Linked DNA regions of Homo sapiens: regions 2, 3 and 4 are each linked to region 1. A link is a loop called in an ENCODE intact Hi-C map of the cell type or tissue named here. Cell type or tissue: B cell. All regions are shown on one strand. Each heading gives the region's core, and the rest is flanking DNA. Links, peaks and the distances in the headings are about the cores only. Region 1 overlaps NEB (nebulin). Region 2 overlaps CACNB4 (calcium voltage-gated channel auxiliary subunit beta 4). Region 3 overlaps CACNB4 (calcium voltage-gated channel auxiliary subunit beta 4). Region 4 overlaps ARL5A (ARF like GTPase 5A).

Evidence for each region. Hi-C counts contacts between places; a loop is a spot of excess contacts. Peaks named below come from ENCODE experiments on the same cell type or tissue, not always from the same donor. Only the 100,000 strongest peaks of a DNase experiment are listed, where the experiment ranks them.
Region 2: it touches region 1 in a loop (6-fold over the local background); 5 of 110 quality-filtered maps call a loop at or near these places.
Region 3: a loop joins it to region 1, with 7 times the contacts of the local background. A loop is called at or near these places in 5 of 110 quality-filtered maps.
Region 4: it touches region 1 in a loop (16-fold over the local background); 4 of 110 quality-filtered maps call a loop at or near these places.

What each region holds. Positions count from the first base shown.
Region 1 is chr2:151,687,073-151,695,250 of GRCh38, forward strand. NEB (nebulin) reads right to left here. Exons shown (of 182, transcript NM_001164508.2): 19 at 7,450-7,557; 20 at 7,251-7,364; 21 at 5,189-5,290; 22 at 4,987-5,094; 23 at 4,792-4,896; 24 at 3,655-3,753; 25 at 1,220-1,324; 26 at 554-661; 27 at 347-460. Among named protein-coding and RNA genes, the nearest start is that of NEB, 43 kb to the right of the region's middle. In B cell, for the core only: no CTCF peak of the experiment used is centred there; a DNase peak (open chromatin) is centred at 4,749.
Region 2 is chr2:152,021,730-152,029,907 of GRCh38, forward strand. All of the region lies in intron 2 of CACNB4 (calcium voltage-gated channel auxiliary subunit beta 4), which reads right to left. Among named protein-coding and RNA genes, the nearest start is that of CACNB4, 73 kb to the right of the region's middle. RefSeq lists an enhancer at 4,402-4,471. In B cell, for the core only: CTCF peaks have their summits at 4,226 and 4,431; a DNase peak (open chromatin) is centred at 4,262; H3K4me3 peaks cover 341 bases; H3K27me3 peaks cover 343 bases.
Region 3 is chr2:151,994,306-152,002,483 of GRCh38, forward strand. All of the region lies in intron 2 of CACNB4 (calcium voltage-gated channel auxiliary subunit beta 4), which reads right to left. Among named protein-coding and RNA genes, the nearest start is that of CACNB4, 100 kb to the right of the region's middle. RefSeq lists enhancers at 4,803-4,882, 6,572-7,072. In B cell, for the core only: CTCF peaks have their summits at 4,870 (motif pointing right) and 5,070; a DNase peak (open chromatin) is centred at 4,886.
Region 4 is chr2:151,804,456-151,812,633 of GRCh38, forward strand. ARL5A (ARF like GTPase 5A) reads right to left here. Exons shown (of 6, transcript NM_012097.4): 4 at 7,902-7,985; 5 at 2,366-2,517. Among named protein-coding and RNA genes, the nearest start is that of ARL5A, 20 kb to the right of the region's middle. In B cell, for the core only: CTCF peaks have their summits at 4,052 (motif pointing left) and 4,251; a DNase peak (open chromatin) is centred at 4,066; H3K27ac peaks cover 443 bases.

The DNA.
Region 1 (8,178 bases), core at 2,797-7,796:
TTTGAAAATTATCATTTTAAAAATTGTTTTTCAATTAGAAGAAAATATGAAAATATCTAGTGATGTTTTCCAAAAGGTTTTAAGAATACAATCAATATTCTATTAAATATTAATGCATACATTTTTCAAAGTGAAATGGACATCAAGTACAAATCAGTAATTTCTCCCCTCAAATGTGGGAGGCACAATAATCCAGGGCATCATTCTGAAGTTCTCTACAGCAGTACTTTTGTGAATGTGATGTGAAAGAGCCCATGCTCATGAAATTCTTTTCCACACTACTACCCTTGGGCATCGTAACAGGGAGTCCATCTTGAAAACAAGACAGATTCACAAAGACACTCACATCACTCTGGTTTTTGGCTGTCTTCAAGGAGTGCAGCATCTTTGGATCGTCATTAATGCTGAGGGCTCCAATCATTTTCCCTTTGCTCTTTTCATAGTCTTTCTTGTACATCACCTGCAAAGACATCACACATGCCAGATCCCACTCACCAGGAAATGTCCCCAAGGCCACCCTGTCCAGGTCCCCAGGTCCCCAGGCCACACTCACATCGCTGGTGTTCTTGGTGTTGGCTTTGGCTGCCAACAGGGGAATGGCGTCCACTTTAATGTCAAACTTCTTGGCTTTGCTCTTCTCCCAGTCTTGCTTATAAACATTCTGGACAAGAAAAATTCAGCAAAGGAATGATAAGAACAACAGTGTAATCCAGTAAAAAAATAAAAACATATTGAAAATTTGTGTATGTATAGACTTATTTCTCCTATAAAAACTATATTTATCAAATTGTAGTATAAGTATTGATTTATCTATCATCCAGTTTCTTTCTCCCTACCACTAAATAAGTATCAACTACTCTTTTTAATGTTCTGTAAACTTTCTAAGCACTCTGCTGTCCTGATTTACATAAGGATGCTATAAAGTGACACTCACTTGGAGAAGGTGAAATGTGAAATTTACATGGGAAAGATGTTGTAAAACTCCAGGGAATAGTAGACGGGTAATTGGAGATCTTCTGATAGTAACAGAGACCACAGAAAATGAAATCTGATAGATAAGTAGGAGTCTTAAGAGCATTTTGGCCTTAAAAGCTCCACTTACAAAGTAACCATCTTAAAGTTGTTTATTTGCACAATTCCTTGTCTTGTCTTTTAAAATTTAAAACATTTTCTCTTTTCATGTACACCAAACATAGGCTTCTGTGGCTTTGGTACTTACATCACTCAGATTATAGGCATTGACTCTGTGTTGGATAAACTGTGGAGCATCTGCTGGTATATGGCACTTGAACTTCTCACCTTCATGTTTTGCTTTGTAATTCAGCTGAAAAACAAAGGATATTTGAACGGTTCAGGGGAACTTCTTTGAATTTATTTAGGGCAGCATATATAGCTAAGGCATTAGTGCTGTTTTTAGAAAAATGCCTCAAAGAGATACTCAATTCAGTCAAAGTCTCGCACAGGATTCAAACTTTCATCCCCTATTTCAGGGACTGTGGCACAGTCCTCCTTTGTCCTTGGGGGATACTTTTCAAGACCCCCAGTAGCTGCCTGAAATCATAGATGGCACTGAACCCTATACATACCATGTTCTTTCCTATACATATATACCTGTGATAAAGTTTAATTTATATATTAGGCACAGTAAGAGATTAACAACAATAACTAATAAATAGAAAAATTATAACAAAACTGTAATAAAAGTTATGTGGATGTGGTTTCTGTCTCTCAAAATATCTTACTGTATGTTTTCACCCTTCATCTTGATAAAGAAGGGACAAAGGGGGATGGTGTGAGATTTCATCATGCTACTCAGAACAACATGCAATTTAAGACTTATGAATTGTTTGTTTCTGGAATCTTCCACTTCATATTTTCAGGCCATGGTTGACTGCAGGTAACTGAAATTATGGAAAGCAAAACCGTGGATAAGGGGGATTGCTGTGTAACCATACTTTGGGCTGCCAGCTGCCATTGCATAGATTCTGTTATATACACAGGAACACATTTCCAGTCTATACTGCTAGGTTGTGTCTGGAGAACACGAACTTCTGTAATTAAAGCACTAACAAAAACAACAATAATTCTAAATAAAATACTAGCACAGTTAAAAAGATATATACTCTTTTTTTTTTTTTTTTTTTTTTTTTGAGACCGTGTCTGGCTCCATCACCCAGGCTGGAGTACAGTGACACAATCTCGGCTCACTGCAACCTCCGCCTCCCAGGCTCAAGTGATCCTCCCACCTCAGCCTCCTCAGTAGCTGAGACTACAGGCATGTGCCACCATACCCAGCTAATTTTTTTATTTTTTTGTAGAGATGGGGTTTACCATGTTGCCCAGGCTAGTTTCAAACTCCTAGGCTCAACTGATCTGCCTGCCTCAGCCTCCCAAAGTGCTGGGATCACAGGCATGAGCCACTGCACCTGCCTGTGAATTCTTATTTAAATTATTAAACACAGAACTTTATTTAAATTTTTTAAAAGGTGACGTTAGGTGTAAGGAAGGGAGTGTAAAGAACGGATGAGGCTGTTTAATTTTGGAGCCAAAGGCAAAAATGCACAAGATTGAGAACTATGCAAGAAGTAATTCCAAGGCAGAGTCCATTGCCTACCTAAGCCAATAAGAAGAGTGATTGATAGTGACTGTGACCACATACAGCACTGTATTTCTCTGCAGCTTGCTGAGTTCAGCTAGATCAGTGATGTTAGTGTTTAGCTGTTCTTTATTGGGACACAAAATATTAAGATGCTCAGAAAAGTGGCACACGAGCTGAAATGACTTCTGAGTTATACTGATGCCATTCTCCTCTTTACTAATTGGGTATGAGCTAATTTGTGTCATTAAAATATATTTTATAGTAGGACAAACTGTATCTTTCACTTACCTATCTTGAGAAGGATGTACTACTCTCTAGGACTTAGCTATGTTAGCACCTTGCTGTTCAAAGAGTAGCCTACCAATCACAGCATCAGCATCACCTAGGAGCTTATTAGAAAGTCAGAATATGGAGTCCCCTAGATCTACTGAATTAGAATCTGCACTTCAACAGGGTCAGCAGGCGATTGCATGAATGTGGAGGTCTGAGAAGCACTGCTGTTTTCCCCCGATCTTGGCATGACTGGACCACGCCTGTCTTAGACTTTCTTTGACCACTCAATCTAAAGTGCCCATCCAGTTCTTGATGTCATCCCACTTTAATTCTGTAGCACCATTCTATATTAGTTTTCTTATCACTGTTTGATGTCTGTCTTGTTACTGTGCCCTTTCTTTTTGCAAAATCTTTGTTAGCAAATTCAAGAATCGGAAATATTTGCCTTGTCCTACACAAATAGATGCTTTTGTTGTCACTGTTTATTTAAGTTGGCATGAAGTTTTAGTGTGCATGTGACAGATCCTAATGAATAAGTAAGATAGTCCTACTAAAAATCAGTGAGTTATTAAAAAATATTTATTTTTATTATTGTCTAACACAACTTTCCTCAGGCTGCAATTCAATCTAGCAGCCTCATTTGTGTTTTATTAAACAAATCTTGAAAAATAATAATATTGGGATGGTAGATGAGCCCATGAAGATTAAGCATGTAAATGCTTACATTTTAAATGAGCAAAGCACTCTGGGTCACCCACGCTTGCATAAATCAAAGCACTTACATCACTAAGCTGTTTCGTGTTGAGCTGGGCTTGCAACAGTACAGGAGAATCAGTGACTGCCGTGAATTTGGTCTTATCTGGATGAACTTTGTAGGTATGCTAGAAAAGAAGATGTTCTTTAATGAAATATCAGTATATTCTTGGTTATACATGCGCTAACATAAAAAATGGTTCCAGGTCAAAACAGAGTTTATTTTGTTCCTGAAAACTTAGTTGATGCGTTTATATTCTCACTTCTCTGTCTGTCTCTCTCTCTCTCTCTCTTTTTCCTTTAATCCCCACTTCCCAAGTTGCCTCTGGTCTGCCTACAGCAACTCAGCAACCAGATTAACCTTACCCTGCTGAAGCCTTACACAGTGACTCTTTAGTCAACTTGGTACTCAGCTTCAACTGCACGTTGGCTTATGATCCCTACAGAATCCATCCCCTCCTTCATCTCCAACCATTTCACCTCTTACTACTGTCTTCCTCCCCAGTAAATTTCAGCCACCCCATCCTTTCAATTCCTTAAATGCTGAGCTTGTTCTCTCCTTAGGCCGTTCTTCCCTGCTGCTGTTCCCCTGACCTTGGCCTGACTGGTCATGCCTGTTTTAGACCTTCCTTGACCACCCAACCTAAGACGCCCATCCAGTCACTGTCTCACACATTGTCCTATTTTAATTCTGTATCATCATCCTGTATTAGTTTCCTTATTATTGCTTGATATCTTTCTTATTTCTGTGCTCCTTCCTTTGTTTATTACTTGTCTCCTCCACTCCAGTGGGAGCTCAAGAGGTGGCTGGCTTTTTCTCTGTCTTTCTCAGCACCAAGGAAAGTGCCTGGCCCAGCATGGCTTCTCACATAGAATTTGTTAAATAATGAACACTTATCTTAAATCTGCATGTCCTTCTTTTGCCCCAAATTCGTGTAGATATAAACTAATGAAAATTAAGATTTATAAAAATCTGAAATTTTGTAGCAAATGGCCTTCCTCAACATAATTGTTGTGTTCCCCGGTTCCACCCCAAAACCAAAATGTAAAATGTAATTATCTCCTTCTAATCACTAGATATTAGCATGTAAACTCCTGCTAAATTTACCACTAGATGTCACAGGAATCCCAAGCTCAATTTCAATAATTCAGGGCAGCTAACTTACATCTTTACACTGGTCCAGCTTCTTGATTGCTTCATATTCTTGTGTTATTGTCTGAGGGAAATAGCATTTTCCTTTATCTTCTTCATATTCTGCTTTGTAACTTTTCTATAATGAGAAAAACCAAAAATAGATCATGATTGTTATGGCTCTCAAACAATGTCACTGTGAGGCATGAACCATTGTCTTCAAACTTACATCACTGTTTTGAGCTGCAACTTTCATGCAGTGTGTGTGATATGGGTCCTCCATGCTGCCTACATAATGTCCCAAAACATCCTTTACATATAAGTCTTTATATCTAGCCTGAAAAATAAAACAAATGTAATTCAAGTTAACAATCATTTGTCAAACAGTAGGAAAGCCCTCCTACCCGAAAGGTAACCGTGGCTTTTCGAACCTCACTGAAGTTCTTCAGCTGAGTATCAAGTTGATATTTTGGGGTCTCACAGTAATTCATACTCTTTGCCTTTGTCTTCTCATAGTTTTCCTTGTATAATCTCTGTTAAAGGAAAAATAAATTAAACCAAAAAGAAAGAAATATATATCTCATAAAGTAAAAGTCATTCATGTCTTTGCTGCACTTTAACTGAAGGGGCAAAATTTATGTTTTCTCACCATCAATTTTCCACAAAGCAGAAAAGCAGAATAGATGTGGTAGAGGCTCATGCCTTATATAATCTCATCTGCTAATAATCATGAAGATGTTTATGTTACTTTTCCTAATATTTTTTCAGACTGAAAAACGCACACCAATGCTGTCTTTTTTTAAATAATTTTTTGTCTTAAAGTAATTCATTTGAATATGTTTAAAGAAAAATGAGTTTCGCTAGGTGCAGGGGCTCACACCTGTCATCACAGCACTTTGGGAAGCCAAGGTGGGCAGATCACTCAAGGCCAGGAGTTCAACACCAGCCTGGCCAATGTGGTAAAACCCCGTCTCTACTAAAAATACAAAAATTAGCCGGGCGTGATGGCACATGTCTGTAATCCCAGCTACTTGGGAGGCTGAGGCAGGAGAATTGCTTGAACCTGGGAGGCAGAGATTACAGTGAGCCGAGATCGTGACACTGCACCCCAGCCTGGATGACAGAGCGAGAGCCTGTCTCAAAAAACAAAGAAGGAAAGAAAAATGAGTTTAAGAATTGATGCAAAATGAGGTAAAGGGTATAAGGTGAACCTTAGATAATTAAGCACAGTCCTGGAAGAGTATTCTGTTGAGCACTTGGTGAAAACGCATTTTGTAACACCTCCGGAAGCTGGCTATTAACATTAAGACCTAACAGTTTTCTTTAGAGCAATAATAAATGAAAATATTACTTGTCTGTGTTTCTTTTCTGCTAGGAATTAGGAAAGCAATTTCTGTGAAGAGTTTTATCTTATTTTTTATTTTTTTGTTTGATTTCCAACTTTTATTTTAAGTTCAGGTGTACATGTGCAGGATTGTGGGTTTGTTACATAGGGAAGCGTGTGCCATGGTGGTTTGCTGCACAGATCATCCTGTCACCTAGGAATTAAGCCCAGTATCCATTAGCTATTCTTCCTGATGTTCTCCCGCCTCCCCCACCCCCAGCCTCCAACAGTGTGTGTTGCACCCCCCATGTATCCATGTGTTCTCAACATTCAACTCCCACTTGTAAGTAAGAACATGAGGTATTTGATTTTCTGTTCCTGCGTTAGTTTGCTGAGGATAATGGCTTCCAGCTCCATCCATGTCCCTGCAAAGGACATGATCTGATTCCATTTTATGGCTGCACAGTATTCCATGGTCTATCTGTACCACATTTTCTTTATACAATCTATCGTTGTTGATTCCTTGTCTTTGCTATTGTGAATAGTGCTGCAATGAATATATGTGTTCATATATATTTATAATAGAATGATTTATATTCCTTTGGGTATATGCCCAGTAATGGGATTGCTGGGTCATATTTTATTTTTAATAAGTATGTTAAAGTCTTTAAAATAAGATCAATATTCTATAAATTTCTTAAAATAAAATGCTTTGCTTTTGAGTTTATGCCTTATGTAGTTTTTCTTACTTTGCCCTTACATTAATTTCTTTACTTCTTTTCATTTTCCTATATATATATTTTTGCAAACTACCTTAATCAGTTCAGGGCATTGGGTGAATATATACATGCACATGTACCTATACTTATGTATATTAAGCTCGTTTCTAGGAAAAATAATAAAAACAATGATATTGGCAGAATATTTTTCCTCCTAATAAAACAGAGGGCATTAAGGAGATTAAGGAAAATTTGCAGTATTCACTGGCATCAAAGGCATCAACAAGAATAAGGAAGTTCATCTTCCTTTAGCACCTGGGTGAAGCTTTCATGTGTGATTTGTCATCTTGAATCCAAGATTTCAGTTAGGCTAACGTCCATCCAAGGTTATATTAAACAGCAACTTTGTGGCCACGTCTGAAAATAGGGGTGAATTACAAAGAAACTCACATCACTCTGGTTTTTGGCCACCTTCAAGGAGTGCAGCATCTTGGGATCGTCATTAATGCTGAGGACTCCAATCATTTTCCCTTTGTTTTTTTCATAGTCTTTCTTGTACATCACCTGCAAAGACATCACACATGCCAGATTCCACTCAAGAGGAAATGTCCCCGAAGCCAGCCTGTCCAGGTCCCCAGGCCACACTCACATCGCTGGTGTTCTTGGTGTTGGCTTTGGCTGCCAGCAGGGGAATGGCATCCACTTTAATGTCAAACTTTTTGGCTTTGCTCTTCTCCCAGTCTTGCTTATAAAGATTCTGGACAAAAAAATTCAGCAAAGGAATTGGCAAAAGTGATATGCATGTCACGACCTTTAAAGACTAGTGGGTAACTAAATACCTTATCTTAATATAAAATAAATGGGCCCTTTTTATTGTCTAGGAAATCATGCATATTTTAAATATTTCTTCTCAAGCTGGAGCTATTAATTCTCCAAGATTGGGCTTCTCTACTCCCCATGAGAATTTTTTATCAAATTAATTTAATTCTAGCTATTATACTCATATTTGATTCCTAACACTGAATGTTTTATAGAGTAGCACATATATTCTACAGTTAACTTACTTTTTTATGATATAAAGGCATCACTTTCATTTGACCTTTAAGTTCTCTGCAAAGGTTATTTCATAAATCATTACAATACTCAGTGATGCCAGATAATCTTAGTACTCATTTATAGAATTATTGAAGAAATTGAGAACCCCAAGGATAATTTAACTTTTCTATAAAATTAAGTTTGAAAAATGAAGGATAGAAATGGGTATCTGGACTTCTGCCCTTTCAATCCCCTATATCTTTATTCATGCAAGTTCTCATATATGTAGAAATAAGTATCATTTGTGTGAAATAAGGGACATTATAGGCCCAGGGAATAAATG
Region 2 (8,178 bases), core at 2,126-7,125, 330 kb after region 1:
CACAAGGAACTAGACACTGAATCTTAAACATGAAAGGAAGAAAACTGAAAAGCTAAAAGTAATTTGATGTTTCTTTTTTTCTTTCTTAATTCAACTCTCACATCTAACTCTTAAGAAAGGATACAGCTTATTCTTTTATCTTGCTGAACATTGGCTTTTTACGTTTTATCTTCTTCTTGAAAAGATTTTCTCTACTAGAATAGGTATTTAAAGTCAAGGCTATATACATTCAAGAAGTATAAGCGTCTAATCTTTAAACATGTCATTTTGATCCAGCATCCAAAGTTGTATTAAAAAGCACATTTACAGATAAGTTCCTTCACAGTTGTAGTGACTGCACATGAGCTCATCAAGTAAGCCTTGGGGAAACAAAGAACCTCTCTCCTCCTCTCTTTGGCAATCGGCTTATTGCCTATTACTTGCATCTCTCCCCTTCAACCACCTCTGCATCATCTTCAACCAAATATACACCACTCAAACTGCTACCCTTAATTTCACTCCTACAAATAAGCCCTGTTTGTTTACTGTTCACCATTCATTATACCATGAGTGAAGGACAGAGATGAATCATACTCAGCCCGTAGCCATCAAGGAGAAGTGGTGGAGGGAATGTGAAACCAATAACTATTTCACAAAGGACACAATCCATGTCTCCAATGATATAAAAGCGAAGTGCTTCAGAGTGCTTTGCAAAAAGCAACTAATTTAGTCAAACACAATATAAAAACATCAGCAGTAATCAAGAATAATCCCTATTGCTACAATTTTTCTAAAATTCCCTGGTTTTAAGTTGGACAAGAAGTGCAATATTCCTTTCAAAGAGATACCAGCATGTCACAGATCTCTATTTTTAAAATATGCTTGATTTGCATATACGAAAGCATGGGCTTTATTTTAATGACCTGCAATCTCTACATTTGTTTCAGTCCTCCATGCAATATGCATGTTTACCTCCTACACTTAGACTCTTGGTATGATTTTTCCTTAATGAAATAACATAAAGCAAAGAATCATAGAAAGCATAATATTCTACTGGGATCCACAGCACCCCCATCACCTACAATGTTGTTGCCACAACTCTCCTACTTGATCATGTACAGGACTCAAAACTGTAATCATTAAAACCCAGATGATCAGGGTAAAGGAATTTAGGGTTGTTTTGAGGTTGTTTGACAATATTTACACTTGGAAAAGTTAAGGAACATATTAGTCTGTTTTCACACTGCTACAAAGACATACCCAAGACTGGGTAATTTATAAAGAAAAGAGGTGTCATTGACTCACAGTTCTGCAAGACTGGGAAAACCTCAGGAAACTTACAATCATGGTAGAAGGGGAAGAGGCATGTCTTACATGGTGACAGGTGCAGGGGGTCCATGAGGGGGTGAGAGAAAGGAAGGGGGAAGAGAGAGAGCATGAGCGAGCACAAACAAGTGAAAGGGTAAGAGCCCCTTATAAAACCATCAGATCTCGTGATAACTCACTATCAGGAGAACAGCATGGGGGATACTGCCCCCATGATCCAATCACCTCCCACCAGGCCCTGCCCTCAACACGTGGGGATTATGGGGATTACAATTCGAGATGAGATTTGGGTGGGGACACAGAGCCAAACCATATCAAGGAGGCCCAAGAAAAATAAAACTGAAATAAGTTTGGACAAAGAGAATGCGCTCTGGATAAAGGCCACCGTAAAAGTGAGAGGTGCTTTTTTTTTTTGGTCAGACAAAGTCTCACTCTTGTCCCCCCGGCTGGAATGCAATGGCGCGATCTCAGCTCACTGCAACCTCTGCCTCCCGGGTTCAAGCAATTCTCCTGCCTCAGCCTCCCAAGTAGCTGGGATTACAGGCGCCTGCCACCACGCCCAGCTAATTTTTGTATTTTAAGTAGAGACAGGGTATCACCATGTTGGCCAGGCTGGTCTCCAACTCCTCATCTCAGGTGATCCGCCTGCCTCAGCCTACCAAAGTGCTGGGATTACAGGCGTGAGCCACCACACCCAGCCAGTAATAGCATTTAATATGAATTTCTGGACTTACATTTTAAATAGCTTTCCTCCACCGAAGCAATGTGTGAAAACAACAACTTAGGCGTACAACTCAACGAATTGAAAACATTTATGTTATCACAAAGTCAAAACAAGAAACTCTAAAAGCACAGATCAATTAGAACTGTGTCCTGGAGGCACATATCTGTTTACCATGGTGACAATTTACATTTAAGATGAAGAAGCACAATGAATGGATTGTGGTAGGAGTGCTTAAAATATCAGGAGCACCCTAACATGTTTAGTTTAAGAACCAGTGTTGGCTGGGCACAGTGGCTCACGCCTGCAAGCCCAACACTTTGGGAGGCTGAAGGAGGAGGATTGCTTGAGGCCAGGAGGTCAAGACCAGCCTGGGTAATATAATGAGACCTGTCTCTACAAAAAATACAAATAAAAATTAGCCAGGTATGGTGTCACGTGCCTGTAGTCCTAGCTACTCAGGAGGCTGAGATGGAAGGACAAACTAAGCCCAGGAGTTTAAGGTTGCAGTGAGCTATGAATGCGTGCCACTGTACCTCTGTGCCTGGGCAACAGAGCTGTCTCAAAAAAAGAACTAATTGTTTACCAGTTCAAGGTAAATTGAGCAAAATACAAAGTGGTTAAAAAATGAATATATGCAGACTGATTTTGTAATTATTTAGCTGACAATGGCTACTCTTGATCATTTCTGTTTGTCTGTTTCTTTTATATTTAAGTAGCTTCCATAAAGCCTTTGCATAGACAACAATGTAATTTTCTTATTGGATAGCCCTAAAAAATGGCACTAAAAGATTATGTATTACTTTGGCTTTGAATTGTGAAACAAAGCAGTAAGAAATACTTGCCCCAATAGTTGCTTACTAACATAGCATACCAACTATGATAGGGATCCACAGCATCATTGTATATTTCCCCACAAGCAAATCATTACACAATGGAAGGCTGCTACACCCTTAGGGACTTGCCATTGTTTGCAACAATATGGTGGGCATCACACATTTAAATATTGCAAAACCAGGGCTAGGCGTGGTGGCTCACGCCTGTAATCCTAGCACTTTGGGAAGCCAAGGTGGGCAGATCACCTGAGGTCAGGAGTTCAAGACCAGCCTGGCCAACATGGCGACACTCCATCTCTACTAAAAATACAAAAATTAGCCAGGCGTGGTGGCACGTGCCTGTAATCCCAGGTACTCGGGAGGCTGAGGCAGGAGAATCACTTGAACCTGGGAGGCAGGGGTTGCAGTGAGCCAAGATCACACCACTGTACTCCAGCCTGGGCAACAGAGTGAGACTCTGTCTCAAAAAAATAAAAATAATAAATAAATTTTGCAAAACCAGAAATCTGAGGCCCGATATTAACTTTCAACTAATTTGTCATTTTGGCTAAATTATTTGCAAATACTAGCTTATCTATTGCTAGACAGTGAGCAAATTCTATTCTCCTAATCCTACACTACCTCTGAAACCTCTTCTTTCATATGTGTAAATTAAGTTTGATAGCTTTCCTGAAAACAGGAAATTGTTCAAAAGACTTAATTTTTTCTTTCCTGTCATAAAAAGTGTAATAGCTCAAGCTTCAGAGGCGAGAGCTGGGGAACGGTGGAATGAGAACCAAGAAAGACAACGACATTTTCTCTCAAACTGTCTACTTCAGACAACCTTATTCCAGATATGAGCACAAACTGGACTCGCTGCTAGCTCACAGCCTCTATTGTAAGCATAAGAAAGAGCAGAAATAAGACAAATATGCATTGTGCCTTAAATGCAAAGGAAGTGGCTGTAACACTAAAAGAATGATTGCCCAGGGGCCAGATTAAATAAAAAATCTAGGAGTTTGGAATATCTCAAATCATCTATGAAGTACAGAAAATATTTTGTTATTGTGACACAACAGCCTCTCTTCTAAAAGGAAAATAAACTTCAGGAAATTGAACTTCAAAGATGCCACTGTTTCAGTCATCAAAATTGGACATACCGTACTGTGTATTTTAAAGGAATAGTGCCCCCGTGTGGTTTTTGACAAGATTTCAGAAAATGTTCAGCGTTGTCTCAGAAGTCACAGTTACACTTGTTATACAAGAAACAGTGAATTTTTCTTGTGTGGATTTATTTTTAAATGTGATTACAGATGTGTTTGCAGTATAGTAGAAAAACGTCAGAGCTGTGAAGAGCTGTGTTTGCAGCGGGAGGGTTGCTCCATCTATCTCCGTGTTTAGTAAAGAGGATGTGAGAACAGGACGTGCACAGGGCGCCCCCTGCAGGTGCTGATGCAGCCGACACCTCTGGAGGCGCAGGGCCGAGGCCACCACAAGTCACTTGGCATGAATGTCCACAGAGCTTCCTAGGAGCTACCAGAAGTGAACCACATCTCCCCTCTTACCTGCAGTGGGTTCACACACTCTGCCTTTTCTCGTTGTTGTGAACAAACTGACCAAATCCCTTACAGACCGGCCCTTCCACTCGAGCACTGGATCTTACTCCAGGACAGGGCCCCAGCAATTTTCCTCCTTCCCTCCTGAATCTTCAGCGTCTTCCTTTCCACTGGACTGTTTCCATCAGCGTCAACATATAAACATGCTATCATATTAATAAAAACCCTCTCTGGGCTCCACTTCTCTAGTCCCTTTTTTTTTTTTTCTTCTTCTTTGAGACAGGTTCTCGCTCTGTCACCCAGGCTGGAGTGCAGTGGTGCCATCTCTGCTCACTGCAACCTCTGCCTCCTGGGCTCAAGCGATTCTCATGCCTCAGCCCCCTGAATAGCTGGGAATACAGGTGCATGCCACCACGCGCAGCTAATTTTTGTACTTTTAGCAGAGATGAGGTTTCTCCATGTTGGCCGGGCTCGAACTCCTGACCTCAGGTGATCTGCCTGCCTCGGCCTCCCAAAGTGCTGAGATTACAGCCATGAGCCACTGCACTCGGCCTCCACTCCCTTTTACTGCTATAGTACCTAGAAGAATTGTCCATATTAACTGACTCTAACTTCAATCTTTCCATTCTCTCTTGAACCCATTCCAATAAGGCTTTTCTGCTCACTACTCCAGACCAAAACTGGTCTTACTGAGGTCACCAATGGTATCCATATTGTTAAGTCCATTGGGGAATCTTGGGCTCATCTAACTTGACCCATTGACAGCATTTGACACAATTATCTTTCTTTTTTTTTTTTGATACGGAGTTTCACTCTGTCACCCAGGCTGGAGTGCAGTGGTGTAATCTCAGCTCACTGCAACCTCCACCTCCTGGGTTCAAGCGATTCTTCTACCCCAGCCTCCTCAGTAGCTGGGATTACAGGCACATGCCACCATGCCCGGCTAATTTTCGTATTTTTAGTAGAGACAGGGTCCACGTTGGCCAGGCTGGTCTCAAACTCCTGGCCTCAGGTGGTCCGCCCACCTCAGCCTCCCAAAGTGTTGAGATTACAGGCGTGAGCCAGGGCTCCCAGCCACATTCCTCCTTTCTTAGAATCATTTCTTCTGTTGGCTTTCAGGCACCTCCTCCCATTTTTCTGGCCACTCCTTCATCTCCTTTGTATTGTTTCAGCAAATATCTACTGAGAGCCTCTGACTGCCTGGGGCAGTTCTCAGCTGTGGAAATTGGATGCTGAACAAATCAAAGAGCTTACAATCTAGCAGAAGAAACTGTAATTAGATAGATTTTAAATATAAAATCAGGTATTCACAAGTTATGGTCAGGAAAGCCTCCCTGAGTTTTCAAGCTCCTCCCCTGCCACCTCCCCTCCTGACTCACACCAAGGGAAGTGACAGGAAAGCCATGTGCTACCTCTTTGGCTCCAGTGGGAAGCTCAAACCACACAAGCTTTGGCCCCAGCCCAAACCACTGACCACCATAAAAGCCAAAGCCGAGGCGGGCGGATCACGAGGTCAGGAGATCGAGACCAGCCTGACCCACACGGTGAAACCCAGTCTCTACTAAAAATACAAAAATTACCTGGGCTTGGTGGCGCACGCCTATAATTCCAGCTACTCAGGAGGCTGAGGCAGGAGAATCGCTTGAACCCGGGAGGCGGAGGTTGCAGTGAGTCGAGATTGTTGCCACTGCACTCCAGCCCGGGCGACAGAGTGAGACTCCGTCTCAAAAAAAAAAAAAAAAAAAAAAAAGCCAAAGCCAGTTGCCCTTGAGGCTCTCAAGCCATTTTCTAACCTGCCTGAGAGCCTGCCCAGCTCTCCTCAGAGAGCTTCGATTTGTGAGTAACAGATCTTTTTATACCTTCTTAGTGCACAGGTGGCACCCTCAGCCTCAATATCACAACTAAATTTTAGGTCAGAGGTTGACACCTGCTCCCTTCTACAAGGGCAATCACAAGACAAGGATCGCCTGAGCAGAAACCTAATCAAATGAGGGGATGAGGGAAGAGCAAAGAGGGCATGACCTACAATCCCCTCTAAACTCAAAGCAACAATTTAGGACTGGGAACCCCAGGAATTCAGATGATGGATACTGAACCAAAGGGTTGTGGATTTGTTCATGATTACTGCCATCTCCAGACCAGCAAAGGACACAACTGGGAAAAGCTGCACTACAAAATTTAAATTACCTAAAATATGGAAGTGGAACATGAACAAGTACTTCATCAGGGCCCAGATTTACATGTGCCCCGAATGAGTCAACATGAATTCTCCCGACACCCACTGATACCTTCGTGTGTAACAGCACAAGCCTAACTAGTTCTACTGTAGCCTGTGGACAAATCTCTCCATAACTGCACCTTTCAATACTTAACCTATATGATTTCTAGATAATGATATAATCATGTAATCATGTTATCACAATGATTATATATAACCATATCATTTAAATTTGTCTTTCTGCGAAAGAAGAAGGGAGTATTATTTTAATTTGTTTTCCTTGGAATCTGACCAAGGCTGAGACCAAATGAGCAATCTGTTGGTCAAAAACATTTCATTTATAACCACGTGGTGAACAGCTTGCAGTGAGATTTGGGAGAGTCACAAGGAAAGGAGGAGCAGATCCTTGCATACAGTGTTTAAAATCTAATAAGCAACAAGGAGCTCACACAAGTGGGTATTAGCCAAAACATGATAAATATATACAAATGCTCCAGCTATTTTTGTTGTGTACAAGTGCTAGGGATGGAAAACTAAAGAAAGTATTTGTCCAAGAAAGCTTCATAAAGGATGGCACTTCTGAGTAGCTTTGAAGAAGAAAAATCCAAGTAGCTTGGGAAGACATTCCATCCAGAAGAAATGGATTAAGGCCAAGAAGATAGAGTGTGTTGGTGACATGGAAACAAAGGCATGTTATGGACTGAACTGTGTCCCCTGACAAATTCATATGTTAAAGACCTAACCTCCAATATGATGGTATTTGAATGTATTTGGGAGGTAATTAGATTTAGATGAGGTCATGAGGGTCTTATAAGGACACTAATCCCATGATGAGATTAGGGTTCTTATAAGAAAAGAAAGAGCCCAGGGCTAGGCGTGGTGGCTCACGCCTGTAATCCCAGCACTTTGGGAGGCTGAGGTGGGCGGATCACGAGGTCAGGAGTTCGAGACCAGCCTGGCCAACATGGTGAAGCCCCGTCTCTACTAAAAATACAAAAAATTAGCCAGGTGTGGTGTTGTGCACCTGTAATCCCAGCTACTCAGGAGGTTGAGGCAGGAGAATTGCTTGAACCCAGGAGGCAGAGGTTGCAGTGAGCCAAGACCACGCCACTGCACTCTAGCCTGGGCAACAGAGCGAGACTCGATCTCAAAAAAAAAAAAAAAAAAGAAAAGAAAAGAAAAGAAAAGAAAAGAAAGAGCCCAGAGTTTGCTCTCTCTGCCACATGAAGACACAGCAGGAAGACAACCACCTGCAGATTAGGAAGAGGGTCTGCTATGGTCTGAATGTTTGTGTCCCCTCAAAATTCACAGACTGAAATCCTAACCCCCACGGTGATGGTATTAGGAGGTGGGGCCTTTAGGAGGTGCTTAGGGCATGAGGGCAGAGCCTCATGAAAGTGATTAGTGCCTTAATGAAAGAAGCCCTGGATTGACCCCTTGCCCCTTCTACCATTTGAGGACACAGTGAGAAGAAGGCACCATCCATGAACCAGAACGTTGGCCTTTGGCAGACACCAAATCTACCAACACCTTGATCTCGGACTTCCCAGCCTCTAGAACTGT
Region 3 (8,178 bases), core at 2,102-7,101, 310 kb after region 1:
AAAGCGATTCTTCTGCCTCAGCCTCCCAAGTAGCTGGGATTAAAGGCGTGTGCCACCACACCCAGCTCATTTTGTATTTTTAGTAGAGACGGGGTTTCAGCATGTTGCCGGGCTGGTCTCAAACTCCTGGCCTCAAGTGATCTGCCCACCTTGGCCTCCCAAAGTGCTGAGATTACAGGCGTGAGCCACCATTCCCAGCCAAAAGGGTCCCCCCTTTTTTTTTTGAGGCACAGTCTCACTCTGTCGCCCAGGCTGGAGTGCAGTGGTACAATCTTGGCTCACTGCAACCTCCACCTCCTGGGTTCAAGCAATTCTCGTGCCTCAGCTTCCCAAGGAGCTGGGATTAGAGGCGCCTGTCCCTTTTCTACAGGCTGCCTCATAGGCTCCTTAAGCAAATATGACTGCCTGCCCCACCTACATCTAGGAGATACATCATTTAGGCCAGGTTTTCCTTTTAGCCTCCTGATTTCTATTAGCCTTGCAAATGCATTTTTCTTTTCTTTCTTTCTTTTTTTCTTTAGAGACAGAGTCTTGCCCATGCTGGTCTTGAACTCCTGGCCTCAAGTGATCCTTCTGCCTCAGCCTCCCAAAGTACTGAGATCACAAGTGTGAGCCACCATATCTAGCTGCCTTGTCAATTCTTGCAATAATTTTTGTTCCCAAGTGAAAATAGAAATTAAATTTAAACTTGAGGTCCAGTTTGATGCTGATCAAACAAGGAATTAAATAAATTTGCAGAAACTTTGGTTTTTACATCTCTCAGAAGTATATGCTCAACAAGACATATTCCAAATTATTACTGGCCTACTCAGTTGGCAAATATAAGTGCCAAAAAGGTTGCAAGCATAAATGCCAAAGTAACTGCCCCCTCCCCCCGCCCAAGGCTATCCCTTAGACACACACCAGGAGTGTTTTGGGTACTTTATATGACAAAAATAAAAATGTACCTCAAAAACACTCCCAGGCCATAACAATAAACCACAAGGCCAAAGTCATTACAAGGTAAAATGAGAAAACATCATGTGAATTTTTTGAGTGTAAGATTTATGGCTCACAGCCTTTCAGTCATGTGCTTAGCACAAAAAGAAGCAGAATACATTAGATTTAATAGGCATTAGCCAAAAAAATAAGGAAGTAAGTTCATACACAAAATGATTCAAAGCATAATATCACTTAACAGACATGCTTTATTAAAGTCTGTACCATCCTGGCTAACACAGTGAAACCCCGTCTCTACTAAAAATGCAAAAACAATTAGCCTGGCATGGTGGCGGGCACCTGTAGTCCCAGCTACTCGGGAGGCTGAGGCAGGAGAGTGGCGTGAACCCAGAAGGTGGAGCTTGCAGTGAGCCAAGATCACGCCACTGCACCCCAGCCTGGGTGACAAAGCGAGACTCCGTCTCAAAAATAAAATAAAATAAAATAAAGTCTGTCATTTAGAAGTCTGCAGAGCCTACCAACATTGCCTGGCAGTTGGGCCCTATGTTGGGAAACTACCTACCAGTACCTGGTAAAGCTATCAACTTCTCCTGAGACAAGGCAAACTGCTCTTTGGGCTGGTTTACTTCAATATTTACTCCAGCTCTCCAAATAGCTTTCATTCTCCTGAACTAGTGGAGGGCTGACCTTGCAAACAAGTTCAAAGCAGTTCAAAGTCTGCAAAGAGAAAATCTACTTTTAGATGAATGGTCGGAGCAAGTCCTTATGAAGAAGAAAGGCTGGCTTCTGTTTGTTGTTATTTTTCCTATATAAGTCTACAAACACCAGCACCAGACATGGTAATCCTTCAGACAATTCACTTGGATTCAAGAACGGTATTGCCCGTAATAGATACTAGTATGAAATTTTAAAAATCCATTTGCTTACAGGCTTCTCACTACTGGCTAGCTTGGAAACAAGTTGAATACAACCACAGCATTCATTTCTTTTACTCATTTATTGAATGAAGATCAAACACAGCAAAGTCAAGGCTTAACCTCTCCTGTGTGCTCATTTGGCTGTGAGTGTCAAGACCCTCATATACTGCTTAGACAACCAAAGATTAATAGAGTGAGACCCCCTCAAGAGTCACTGTGATTCAGAAGCTCAGAACAGAGAACTCATCGGGGCTGCAGTGAGCTGTGATCACGCTGCTGCACTCCAGCCTGGGCAACAGAGCAAGACCCTGTCTCTTAAAAAAAAAAAAAAAAAAGAATAGAGAACTCAGAAGCTCTTAGTCTTAATGCTATGTCAGCCCACAACTTGCCAAGTGACCTTACATAATCCTTCTGGCTTTCAGTTTTTTCCATTTTCAAACTGAAGAATGTGAGTGACTCAAAAATAAATAGCCCAATATCCCCTCCTGTCCCAAGGTTTTTACCTTTCTTTCCAATCTGGGCTGAGTAAACCTGCCATTCCTTTCCATGATTAAAGAAGGCAGAAACCTCAGAATATTTTTCTTATTTTCTGTCACTTGATTTCCTCCCTTTTGAATACCAGTTTCTAAAATCCTAGTGTCTTGCCCAGGAAACTAAAGAAAAGGAGGCAGAGATGGAGTCACAGAAATGTCATCACAGACAGACACAGGAAAGGCTCAAGAGAAGCTCCTGCTTTCAAACTGGCAGCTGTTACCTGTTGGTGTTTAAGAAAAAAAATAACACAAACCTAGTCCCTAGGGATGAGGTGTTCCAATGGTTGTATAAATATACATCACAGGGTATAAGGGCCAAGGGGTTTTTTCATTTCACTATGAAAATGTTAAGTAAATAAATACACCCTGTAGTGAGCTGAGTGATGACCCCACACCAAAAGATACATCTGCATTCAAATCCCTGGAACCTCTAAATGTGACCTCATTTGGAAAAAGGGTCTTTGCAAATTTAAGTTAAGGATGTTGCAATGAGATCATCCTGGATTACTTGAATGGGTCCTAAATCCAATGGCAAGTGTCCTTATAAGAGACAAAGGGGGCCAGGCGCAGTGGCTCACGCCTGTAATCCCAGCACTTTGGGAGGCTGAGGCAGGCGGATCACGAGGTCAGGAGATCGAGACCATCCTGGCCAACACGGTGAAACCCCGTCTCTACTAAAAATACAAAAAATTAGGCAGGCGTGGTGGCGGGCGCCTCTAGTCCCAGCTGCTCAGGAGGCTGAGGCAGGAGAATGGCGTGAACCCAGGAGGCAGAGCTTGCAGTGAGCTGAGATCGCGCCACTGCACTCCAGCCTGGGAGACAGAGTGAGACTCTGTCTCAAAAAAAAAGAGACGAAGGGGACAAAGGGGAGAAGACACAGAGGACAAGGTGACATGAAGATGAATGCTGAGATTGGAGTGATGTAACCATGAGCCAAGAAGTCACGGAATGCTAACGGCCACCAGACGCTGGAAGGTCAAGGAACGAAATTCTCCCCCAGAGCCTTCCAAGGAAGGCAACCCTGCTGACACCTTGATTTCCAACTTCTGACCCCTACAACTGTGAGAAAATAAATGTGTGCTATTTTACACCACCGGCTTTGTAGTACTTTGTTGCAGCAACCTCAGGAAACAAGTATGTCCTAAACCCAACCACAGTCAAATTCCTAAATTAATCCCTTTTTAATACATGATACTATCTTTTTCACTTTCGTGGGAGCCATCATTTCAGAATATTTCTCAATGTTTTTCAGCCTCATTACTCTATTACACTGGCACAAATTTATCTACAGATCCCGAAGTCTACTCTACCTTCCAGAAATGAATGTTTATCAAAAAGTTGAAATAGGCTGGGCATGGTGGCTCATGTCTGTAATCCCAGCACTTTGGGAGGCCAAGGTGGGGGGATCGCCTGAGGTCAGGAGTTCAAGACCAGCCTGGCCAACATGGTGAACCCCTGTCTCTACTAAAAATACAAAAAAATTAGCTGGGCATGGTGTTGCACACCTGTAGTCCCAGCTACTCAGGAGGCTCAGACAAGAGAATCGCTTGAACTCAGGAGGCGTAGGTTGTGGTGAGTGGAGATGGTGCCACTGCAATCCAGCCTGGGCAACTCCATCTCCAAAAAAAAAAAAAAAAAAAAAAAAAAAAGTTGAAATTAAGTAAATTATGTAAACTGGAAAATATGCGATAAGTAGAAAGAGAATATCATCTGAGGTAGCAAAACCCAGTTTTGGTTCCTTACTCTGCTACATGTTACCTGAATGAACTTGATCAAGTCCCTGAACTTCCTTAACTTCTCAGAACCTCAGCTGTCTTATTGGTAAAATGAAACCATAAGTGCCATTTGCCTCACAAGATTGTTATGAGGCTCAGATGAAAGATGTGGAAATGATAAGGCCTGTACAGAAATCCACGGTGCTTATTATCCTTCCTCTCAGTATTCTGTCTCCCCTCCACGGGGGCACTAAGTCCATCTAGCAGGACCAGCAATGCATACAGCCAATAATAGGCTGGTCATCCCACATCTGCATCATTGGAATGCTGTATTCAGCACACCCCCCAGAAAATCTATTTTCACAGTGAGCCTCTCCCCTGCGTTCGAGGGCTGTCTACCCTAGTCTATGAGAATAGGGACATCGGTGGGCAGCCAGGTCTCCCAATGGATGTCTGAGCAGTGAGCAAGAGGGTGACCCACCTCTCCACCAAAGTGTGAAAAGCTTTCCCCTGGAGCTTGGTGAGCTTCACCCTCACGAAGATGCAAAAGTACCTTCTGCTTCTCTGTCACCTTGGTGCCAATGTAGGGACTCACACCCCGGGGCTGAGCCTGAATTTTATTTGGAGAACAGTTCTTGCAGCTTTAGCCTGAGAACAAATGCGGCTGTCAGCTGCTTGGCATAAGGAATCAGTAGGAACAGGGTGTCTTTTAATTAATTATCCAGACAATCAATCACTCACTCCATGGCCTACTCATGACCTCCACTAGATGGCGCAGGTGGTGCTTCTTCCCAGCTCCAGCCCAGAACGGTGCTCCCCTTGGACAGTTCATGTCCGCCCCCTCTGGGTTTTTTGCTCTATCTTTTAAAATCCAGTCCCCAGTCCCATCTGCTGGTACCTTCGGGACAATCCTCAGAATTTCTTTCCAGTTGATGGTACCTTATTCTGTCTGCCCGCCCTGTTATGGTTTTTTTTTTTTCTTCTTATACCCTTTGGGGGAATCATTTCAGTGAGATTCTGGGATGAAAAGGAAATAAATACTTATGTCATTCCAGCATCTTGACAAAGGAGCACCTATTTTTAAAATGCACAACAACAGCCCCAGTCCACTCCTTTACCTCTAACCCAATTTACCCAACGGAAATTTGCAGAGGTGGGGCCTAAGAATGCAGTTTCTTAAAGCCCCTTGGGTGATTCTGACGCACAGCCAGAGCCGAGAGCCAATGTGTTAATCCTCTTCTTGGTATAATTAAGGCAGCTTGTAGAGTAAAAATAAATCATTAGCAGCCATTTCATTTTGTTTAGGTACCAAGGCTATGCCACCCAAAAAGTTAATTGAAAATTACTAACCCAACTCCAGGACATAACTAGTACTTTGCAATCTACACCTTCTATCAGTGTGTGCTTTGTTAAATAAAACTCTTGGCGGGGAGAGTCTGGCTAGGATTCTATTCCCAAATTCATTTCTTCCTGTGTACCCTCAGTAATAACACTTCCCACCTACTTACCTCACAAGAGTGTTAATCAAAGGAATTTGAAAGCCATCTGAGCAAACTTTGTTGACTGAAATGGACACATAAGTATTGTATCAAAGCATTGTGTCATCAATCCTATAGCCTTTACTTAGAGATATTAACAAGAATATCATACTCCGACTTGACCTTTCCTCCCAGTCATACCTTTTATTGATCCTGAATTTTCAACAATGATGCTCATTTGCATCAGCAAATTGAGTTTCTTTCCTCCACCACCCACCTCACTCTTCAGGGGCTTTCGAGCTATGTCCTCCCTGCCAAGGCTTCACCACACCTACATGTCCAGACCTATCCTCCCAGAAACGAGATGGAGGGTCTGTGTAGAGTAGCAGCAAAATGTGGGGGCTATCTGGGACCAGACTACCTGGGTCCCAATCTCTGCACCATCTCTTGTTAGCAGTGTGGCCTTACACAAGTAACTAAAGCACCCTGCATCTAGTCTTCTCATCTGTAAAATGGGAATAAGAATTGTACCTCCTTCATAAGGTTGTTGTGAGAATAAGTGGATTCAAACCTGTGAAGGGCTTGGAACAGACACTGGAACATGATATTCCATATATGTTCTCTGTTGTCATTACAACTGGATGGCTCCATCTAGATGCATCCCGGATCCTGCAAACCCAAGACGTCTGTAACTAAATTCATTACCAGCCCCTCTAAACCTGTTCCAACTCTTGGTTCCTTTCTCAGTTAACAGCATCCATGTCAACCCAGTTGTCCAAACTGGAAACCTGAAAGGAATCCTTAACTCCCCATTTACTTTTCGTATATCCAATTAGCCACCAAATCCTCCCTCCCAGTGACAGCACTCTGTACCTACTCTCCCCTCCCAGCACTCACACGCCCCTGACCTCTTGGGCTGGGACAAGACTGCAGCGAGGACTGATGCTCATGGCCTGGGCGGAGGATGTGCAGAAAAGTGCGCGGGCTCTTGAGCCAGCGCAGATGTGGCTCTTCCACCGTCACCGCCCCAGAGGCCTCCTCATGGGCCTCCAGCCTCCCACCTCCAGCAGATTCTTCCTGAAGCATAACAATAGGTATGGCTTTTATCATGCCTACTGCATACCAGACACCATGCTAAGCAGTTTTCACATCAAATCTCACCGAATCTTTTCAACAACCCTACGAGGCAGGTACCATTAGGATTTCCATTTTACAGATTAAGAGGCTGAGCTACCAAAGGTCACGGTCAGTAAGTAGCAGTCAGGATTCAAACCTAGGAGGTCGGGATCAGAGCACATGGCCTTAACCACAGCCTCCTGCCTCTTGCCTCTCAACAAACTGGGCCTGGCCAAAGGCTGAGTGCCAAGGGGTGGTGGAAGGAGAGGGCAGCAAGAATGGGGCCTGAGACTCAGGCCCTGCCCTCTGGAAATTCACACTAAAGGCAGGGAGATGAAATGTGTATGTACCTGAATAAAACCACCATCTGGCAGGGTAGCGTCCATCAGTTAAAGAACGAGTCGGCCAGGCACGGTGGCGCATGCCTGTAATCCCAGCACTTTAGGAGGCCAAGACAGGTGGATCACCTGAGGTCAGGAGTTCGAGACCAGCCTGACCAACATGGTGAAACCCCATCTCTACTAAAAAAAAAAAAAAAAAAAAAAAAAAAAAATACAAAATTAGCCGGGCATGGTGGCACATGGCTATAATCCCAACTACTCAGGAGGCTGAGGCAGGAGAATCGCTTGAACCTGGGAGGCGGAGGTTGCAGTGAGCTGAGATCATGCCACTGCACTTCAGCCTGGGCAACAAGAGCAAAACTCTGTCTCGAAAGAAAAAAAAAAAAAAAGAGAATGAGTTTTACGGGTAACAAGTGCTTCCGGAGGATGATGTTTACATGAGTCTGGGATGTCAGGGAAGGAGCTTAGGAAAGCTGGCTCTTATGGGCTGTGGAATAGAATGTAAATAAGTGTAAATGGTCAGCAAGAGCTATCCTCATCAGGAGGATGCCAATGCAAAAATAGCAGGGAGGTGCGGGAGAGGTAGTCATTTTAGAAAGCTGGCTTCTGCCATTCTGCCAGCAAAAACCTAACTGTGCTAACAACGAGCATTTCTCCAAGGAGTGATCCACAGCACACCAAAGTCTTCACATGCCACACACCCCTACAAGAGGGACTGCTCACAACCTTTCCGTGTGTGCTTCAGGCATGATCATGGATATGAACAGCAATGCCGCACCTCCACGATCTGCAAGTCCCAGGAGATTTTAAAACAAAAGCCATCTCAGAGTTTCAGCAGTGGCTGACTTGCAGTACAGCAACATTTTTAAAGAGAAGAGGCTTTTTTTGTTCCTCTGTCCTCTTTCGTCCTCTTACTTGAAACACACACACACATACATATACACACACATGTGATGGCACTTCTTGATTCAATGAATTGGGAATATGATTTTTTTAGGAAGACAATTTTTTTAATACCAAATCATGTGGAGCTGATATAAATCAAAGATGTATCTGTGTGGGTCTTTCTCTGTTCATATATACAGCAAATACTGTCGAGGTTATACAGCGACCATGGCCTAAATAGCTGCAGTGGAAGA
Region 4 (8,178 bases), core at 2,045-7,044, 120 kb after region 1:
GTTAAGTATGAGTCTAATAACGTAAAAGAAGACACAAATAGAAAAAAGATGGCAATGAGGTAAATAAATGGTTGTTTTGGGGTGGTTGTCCCATACTTTTCTCCTGTGACTAGATTCATTACTTTTAAACTACTGATAGGAAACAGTACACAAAAATAATAGATGAAGAGATTGTTTAACTCCAAACTGATAAATGAACAGTAGTTACCTAATAGCAAACTAGAAACTAACTTAATATCCATTCTCTTAATTAATCTTTACAACACTGAGATCAGAATCCTTCCAATGTTACAGAGGAAACCCAGGGTTGGCAATGTTAGCAAATGGGAAAAGTAGGAGTCAAATGAAGCCACACACTGAAGTTTGTGATCTCCAATCCACTGAATCAAAACGCTAATCAATACTAAAACCAATAATTTAGATCAAGGTAGCTGAACTATAAAAGAAAAACAGAACATTTCTCTCAAAACCAAACTCATCTATTATTTTCCTATTTTTAAAACAAAATTGCTTTACCTCTTTTTAAAATGAAATTGAGTTAATATCTATACTAATGATACATTTTCCATACAATTATCAAAGTATATAAATTAAATCTTATGTCAATCCTAGATGACGTGTCTTTATTGACAAATATTATAAATCCATGCTTTTGCTTGACAAAGATATATATATTAGACTATTTGACAAAGAAATACTTAACATATTTTTACTTAAATGAATACATGGATAATTGGTATTATCTGTGATTTTTTTAATGAACAGTTTTTTTTTAATTAAAAAACCTTTTTTAAGGTTCTAATTATGCTCTTCCAAATGTCAGTAACAGTGCCTTCTATTAAGATTTGCCTTCAATAATTCGTTATATTTGGTTCACCCTTCATCGTGGTCTTGAAAGGAAAACAATTTCTCCCACTTCAGCTAATTCATCTATACCCCATGCTTTTGTCCTTTCCTAACACCTCAAGAACCTCAACCCCAAACTTAAGACTTCTATTTAGAATTCACCGCTTATTTCTCTTTTCCTCTGCTTTTAAATGCAATCATGCATCATTTAATGACAGGGATACATTCTGAGAAATGTGTCAGGTGATTTCATCATTGTGTGAACATCAGAGTGTACTTACACAAACCTAGATGGTATAGCCTAGTATGCACCTAGGCTCTGTGCCATACAACCTGTTGCTCCCAGGCTACACACCTATACAGCATGTTACTGTACTAAATTCTGTAGGTAACCATAACCCAATAGTAAGAACTTTTGTACTGAAACATATCTAAAAATAGAACAGTTATTGTAAACATATAGTATTTTAATTTTATAGGACCACTGTCATATATGTGGTCTATCACTGACCAAAACATCATTATAGGGTGCATGACTATATATACAGATGCACCATATTTTGGAAAAACAGCAACAAAAATTGTACTTTAGTTTGGTCCTCCTTTTAGCTTTTTATCCTATTTCCAACCTCCTCTATTTTATCTTTCCTTCCTCTTCTTGCCACACTCTAGAGTTTACAAAGCTATTTTTGCTTCCTAAAATCTACCTCCTCTTTAAACTACACTTACCTCATGCCCACTTTCTCAATGCACAGAATTTGTTCTGACAAACTGGTTGAATGTACTCATTTGTTGTTAATTGAATGGCATCCTCTCCATCTTCCTGGTCCTTGACCTTAGATTTGACAATGCTGACCACACCACTTCCTTCTTGAAATACTTTCATCTCTGGGTGCTAGACAGGGCAAACTTCTACTATAGGCACACACTTCTCTTCCAACATCTATCATTCCAGAACCAAGGACCATCATTGCTACACTCTCTCCAATTCCCCCAATCCTTCTTTTGTTTAAGTGCATCAGTTCCAACAGTAAATAAACCCAAAGTAGTCTCAGACATGAATTCTCTTTGATTTGAGCTTCTTTATGCAGAAAATATCACTTAAAAACAATTACTCTGTAGGACTGTTATGGGGATTAAATGAAGCACTATATGGAAAACACTCCAGACATAGGACATGCTCGGCACATGTCAGGTCTTCAGTTCCACTATCATCGTAAAATGTATTTCCTAACTTCTCCAGCTCTCACTGATACTCCCATTTCTCTGAGCTCCTATAGCAATTATAACAGCTACATGCTTCCATGTTCAGTAGGTTTATGTGTATTATGTTTATATTGTTTTACTATTTACAGAACCACCCTAAAAAGTCTCTGATTATAGACATGAACTACAGCTTACGTCTGTCCCTTACGATGTTTTATACACAATAGCCTTAAATATTTAGGAGTTTAAAGAAGATATACATGTTACTAAGCAAAATAAATGTTCGATAACATTTAAGAGGAAGATGTCTTACCCCTCGCCAGTTAGAGCACAGCATGCCTGGATATGCCACTGGTGATCTTTAATAGAAGTTAGCTTCAAAAACTGGGAGATTTCTGCTACAGTCATGCATTCTTTAACATCTTGTTTATTAGCAAAAATCAGCAATCCAGCTTTTCTTAGGTCCTATTAAAGCAAATAAAACTGTAAAGGCCAATACATTTTCCACATATTTTTCAACTTCATTAACAGAATCTTTTTCACAATCTTAGTAAACAAGAATTTCTCAACTATGTGACATAAAAGCATCTCAGTGCCTAGGCTGATAACACATTTTTTATACTTGTATGTGTTTACATATTTCTTATAGTCTCAGACAACAATTTTTTATGGTCCTAAGTGCTGTATTTAACAGTCATGTTTCCCAGTATATACACCACCCACCCCCTAAATCCAAAATTAGGCTTAAATGGCTAAGAACTACCTTTTAGCCTAATACTTGAGAGCTCTCCAAAATTTTATCTTGCCTATACTTTTCTGCTTTACCTCACATCACTCCTATATAAGTACTCTGCTGTAATTAGCAACCTATCCTACTGCTCTCTAAACAGTTTTGGGCACTGCCATCTCTATGTTGTTCAAATCATTTCTCTTGCATGTATTTCCTTCCCTCCAACCTCCTAAACCAGCCTTTCCCAATCAGGATTCCACAAGAGAATTAAGCTCCAAAGAAAACGATGAGTGACTACATTGCAAATCTCCCAATAATGTACACAGCTAGTACCTTCTAGCTGCATAGGAAATAAATGAATTCATTACAATGTATGCCTTAAAACCTTAGGGCTTAATTCTCAGTTGAAGTTCTATCCTAAACCAATCCTATTCACCCTAATTTCTGTCATTGTATATGAAGATTTCTTAGATTTGAATATGTAATACAGCCATCTTGGAGTGGCATTAAACTTATCAAGTTTCCCCAATTAGAAGTTCTATCACTTCAATGCTATGACTCAGAGGCAAGTTCTTTAAGCTTTCTGAATTTGTTCCTCATATCTTTTACTGAGTATCTGATCTGAGCAAGACACCTACTGCATTAACCCTTTTCCGAATGTAATTGTGCACACTCCAAATAACTGGTATAATGTTTTACTCACTAAACAGGCCAAAAGTTCTTAGTCTCTTCCTGCCCCACTCCTCTCTACCTGCCAGTTTTAAAGCCAGGGACTTCCTTGATAATCTGTTCAAAATCACAGATCTTTCCCCCCAAAACACACATATGCATATACACAAAATTTTTTTAAGTTTATGTACAATTTGAGGGTGTTAATAAATAGCCTAAATTCCCTACATGGATACTGGGCCAAGAATCCATGAAGGATGTACTCAATTAGCAAGTGAAACCCTCATAAAATTCTGCCTGTTACATATTAAGAGATATAAAATTAAGGTTTTGGTGCCACACTTGCAAGTTTTCACAACTGTTGAATGGCATTTGTCTTCTTAGGGATTTTACTGAGATATTTTGGTTTCAATAATGTATGTGTTTGAATAAATAAAATCTTCAGCAGATACAAAATGACTTTTGTTAGAATACAGTTTTGATGATTCTTTCTGATGCAAATAAAAACATTAGTAGTATATTTGTATTTCTTATTTGGTTAAAGGAGTTATGTAAAATATTTATATAACAATCAAGACTGACTTTAATTACAGTGCCCTCTGCAGGATGGCAGCTATTAATGCTACCACAGTTTATATAGTTATCTCATTAAGTATGGTCAGAAAGGAATACTGCTACAATGTTTGCAATTTTAAGATTTCATGTTCAACTAGTTTCACCTATATTTCAGTTCACCTGCCTATATCAAAGGCAAAAAACTTGAAGAGATAAAGTATAACTTGTATACATATAGTCATTATCAAGGATATACAGTAAATATTTTTTCTTTTCTCCTAAACAGAAAATGAAACCATTCATCAGCCAGGTGTGGTGGCTCACACCTGTAATCCCAGCACTTTGGAAGGCCGAGGTGGGTGGATCTCTTGAAGCCAGGAGTTTGAAACCAGCCTGGCCAACAGGGCGAAACCCCGTTTCAACTGAAAATATAAAAATCAGCAAGGTGTAGTGGTGCACACCTGTACTCTCAGCTACTTGGGAGGCTGAGGGATGAGAATAGCTTGAACCCAAGAGGTGGAGGTTGCAGCGAGCAAAGATAGCGCCACTGCACTCCAGCCTGGGCAACAGAGTGAAACTCTGTCTCAAAAAAACACAAAGAAACCATTATCAATAGTTGTTATGTGGCTGAGTCAATAAGTAGATGGACTTTCCATGGGATTTAATTCCTAACTTCCTATCTTCTCAGTTTCAGTACATCTTGCTAGTGTGTGCTGAAGTCTTATATAGGTCAAGTTTGCTAATGTTGACATGTTGAAGGAACAACCTTCTGACAAATACTTGGCACAAGTTAGGACACACGGTTTATATTATTATAAGTAATCTGTATTCACTCTTAATGATGAAATTATTTGTAGAAGCCCCTGAACTGAAAATTGAAAAACACAAAAAACAAAGCCATTTAATAAAAGGTCTCCAAATATCTTAAATCAGTTTTTCTAGATCTAAAAGGTTCAAACTTTAATTTAGAGTTCTTGACTTCTAAGAAGTTATTTTATCAATTTTTACATATTTAGAAAGAGAAGAAAATCTTCATTTGCTTTTTATTATATAACCTCAAAACCAAATATGTATATATTAGAACAGTAGAAAATAGATATATTAAATTAAGGCTGTTCATCAACGTGACTTAACAAGAGGTCAAAGTATAAGGTGAACAACGGTGATCTTTTGTACATAAACCATTTCAAACACTTTAAAACCACTTCTGCTACAAATTTCTAGTCTAAGATATATTTTAGTTTTATCAAGGAGATGAATAACAGCAATTGCAAGACACATTTACTTAGCATCTTCTATATACCATATATAGTTGTCAATTTGTTTCTTAAAACTTCATTTGGGGACTGGGCGCTCACGCCTGTAATCCCAGCACTTTGGGAGGCTGAGGCGGGCAGATCACCTGAGGTCAGGAGTTCGAGACCAGCCTGGCCAACATGGTAAAACCCCGTCTCTACTAAAAATATAAAAAAATTAGCTGGCGTGGTGGTGGGCGCCTGTAATCTCAGCTACTCTGGAGGCTGAGGCAGGAGAATTGCTTGAACCCAGAAGATGGAGGTTGCAGTGAGCCGATACGGTGCCACTGCACTCCAGCCTGGGCAACAGAGTAAGACTCTGTATCAAAACAACAACAACAAAAAAAAAAACTTCATTTGTGAAGGTAACTCCTAGAAGTTGAGTCATTCTGAATAAAATTTCAGACTTTGGTGTTTGGAACCATTTTAAAATTAATGAGTTCTAAAGTTGTATACTTCATTTATGATAAAACTTTGAAAATTATTTTAAAATTTTTACAGTTTTGTATTTTGTAATAATGTAAAGAGTCATTATCAGTGATGACAATAAGATTTTGTTGATTTATGTAGTATGTAAGAAACATCCAACTAACATCATGTCTACATTTATTTTTCACTCACACATTCTCACTCTTTGATCCATTTGTCTCTCTGCAGAATTTTGCCTGTTTGGCTCTTCTTGACCCTACTGAGTACCTTGCTCAAACTCCCAACTTCATCTGTAATTCCTTTCTTCTCTGGTCATCTCCTCATTCAGTCTCCTTTCACTTTCCAACTAGGCCCTACTTAGGTCTTCTTTTTACTTCTGCTAATAAAGAGTCTGAATGAGAATACTCAAGTTCAAAACCTGGCTCTTAAAAAGCTAGTCAAGTCACATAACCTTTCTGGGCCCCAGTGTAGTCACCCATAACAGATAACGTTAAGTGACCTATGTAAGTTAATGCCCCCAGCTAGTAAAAATCAAAGACTTTGAACCCTACTACTGGGCTCTTCATATAGTGATCCTGCTGCATATTGGCCAATTAGAGTAAAAATCAGATAGGGAGACTACCTGTCAACAAAGTAAAAGATATAGTCCAGAGACAAATAACATTTGTATCAGTTTTTCTTTTTCCAAAGTCTTCATAAAACCACCCTTTGGAATAAACTGAAAAATGCTGCATTTTTGCAAAATAGGAATTTGAAAAGAAAAAAAAACAAACAAAAAAAAGCCTTTGTCTTCTGCCTCTTTTACGGCTTATTGCTTGTATCCCAACTAGCAATGAATCTGGCGAATGAACACAGAATGGCAAGACGTATTTCTGTAAATCTCCAGGAGGTTTAAACACAGCTGCTGGAATTAGAGTCCAAAATAGGAAAAGGTGCATCTTGGTGGTCATAAGGAAATGAGGAACCTCAATTTACAAAACTACTTTACTAGCTTAGGTTCCCTAAAGCCCTGAAAGGTTGCCTGAAATACACAAAATTCTTAAAGCAAATCTCAAAAGCAAATCATCAAATCAATAACAAAATTAACATAAAACTTCACTACAAAGATATCCGTGTTTTCCTAAGCTTTGCAAAAAATTCCACTGAAATAAAAAACTCTATATATCTAAATATTAACTTTTCTATTCCTATCTATAAATGAGTTGAGAAAGTAGCATCTGCAATAAGATATCCAAAAATAATCAATTTTACTAAATACTATATAAACAGTATAATGTTATAGTTATCAAGTTGACTATATTATTCAGTTTTTTAAATTTATGTTACCGTAATATTTTTCTATTTAAAAAATTTTAATTTTTAAATCTATTTTTATTTCTACTTATTTATTTTTAATTTTATTTTTTGAGACAAGGTCTCACTCTGTCACTCAGGCTGAAGTGCAGTGGCAAGAACAGCTCACTGTAGCCTTGACCTCCTGGGCTCAAGCGATCTACTCGCCTCAGTCTCACGAGTAGCTGGGACTACAGGTGCATGCCACCACACCTGGCTAATTTTGTTTATTTTTCGTAGAGACAGGGTCTTGCCATGTTGCTCAGCTGGTCTTGAACTCTTGGGCTCAAGCGATCCCCCCACCTCAGTCTCCTAAAGTGCTGTGATTACAGGAGTGAGCCACTGTGCCTGGCAGGTTATTTTTCAAGGACTAAGAAAATGTGGCTAGTCATCTAGTTTTGTTTAGTCAAAGGGACAATATCAGAGAAACCTAACAGCAATTACATTTAAATATTAGTCTGCTGAGTAACAATCAAGAATTGCTAAGCACCCAGGTACTTTAAAATCTCATTTCCAATGATAATCCTCTGTATAATTAATCTATTCAAAATGCAAAATGAAAGCCACTTATAGAAATTACTTTTGCCCAGGAAAATTGTGAAACCAAATGTACCTAGGATAAGTGAAATAAAGTTCTGCAACTTACTCCATAATCTTTCTGCTGCTTCTGGATACACTTCCAAACTGGGAGATGTCAGAGTAATTGAGCAGTGTGGCCCGCAAATAACTAATTATTTTTAAAAATTTGAAATTGATAGCACCCTCATGAGAAACTAGAAAACAAAGTATCGATTCCCATACCCTTCCCCATATCTAATGTAAAAAGACTACTTACTTACCTCATGCGCTAACATTTTATAGAGTTCTTCTCTAGTTACAGAAATCCTCTCTCTGTCTGTACTGTCCACAACAACTATTACAAACTAAAATAATTACAAAAAAATTATTAGTGATTATACAATTTGGTATCTGTAAAATTTATAATGTGTTTATTTGACATACAGGCTATTAATATCAAGAAATTGGAATCTTATGGTATTGTTGGAAAATCAGAGCTACCTATACATTGTGAAGCCAAAAGGTCTGATCGATTTTAATATATTTACTAATTTTTAA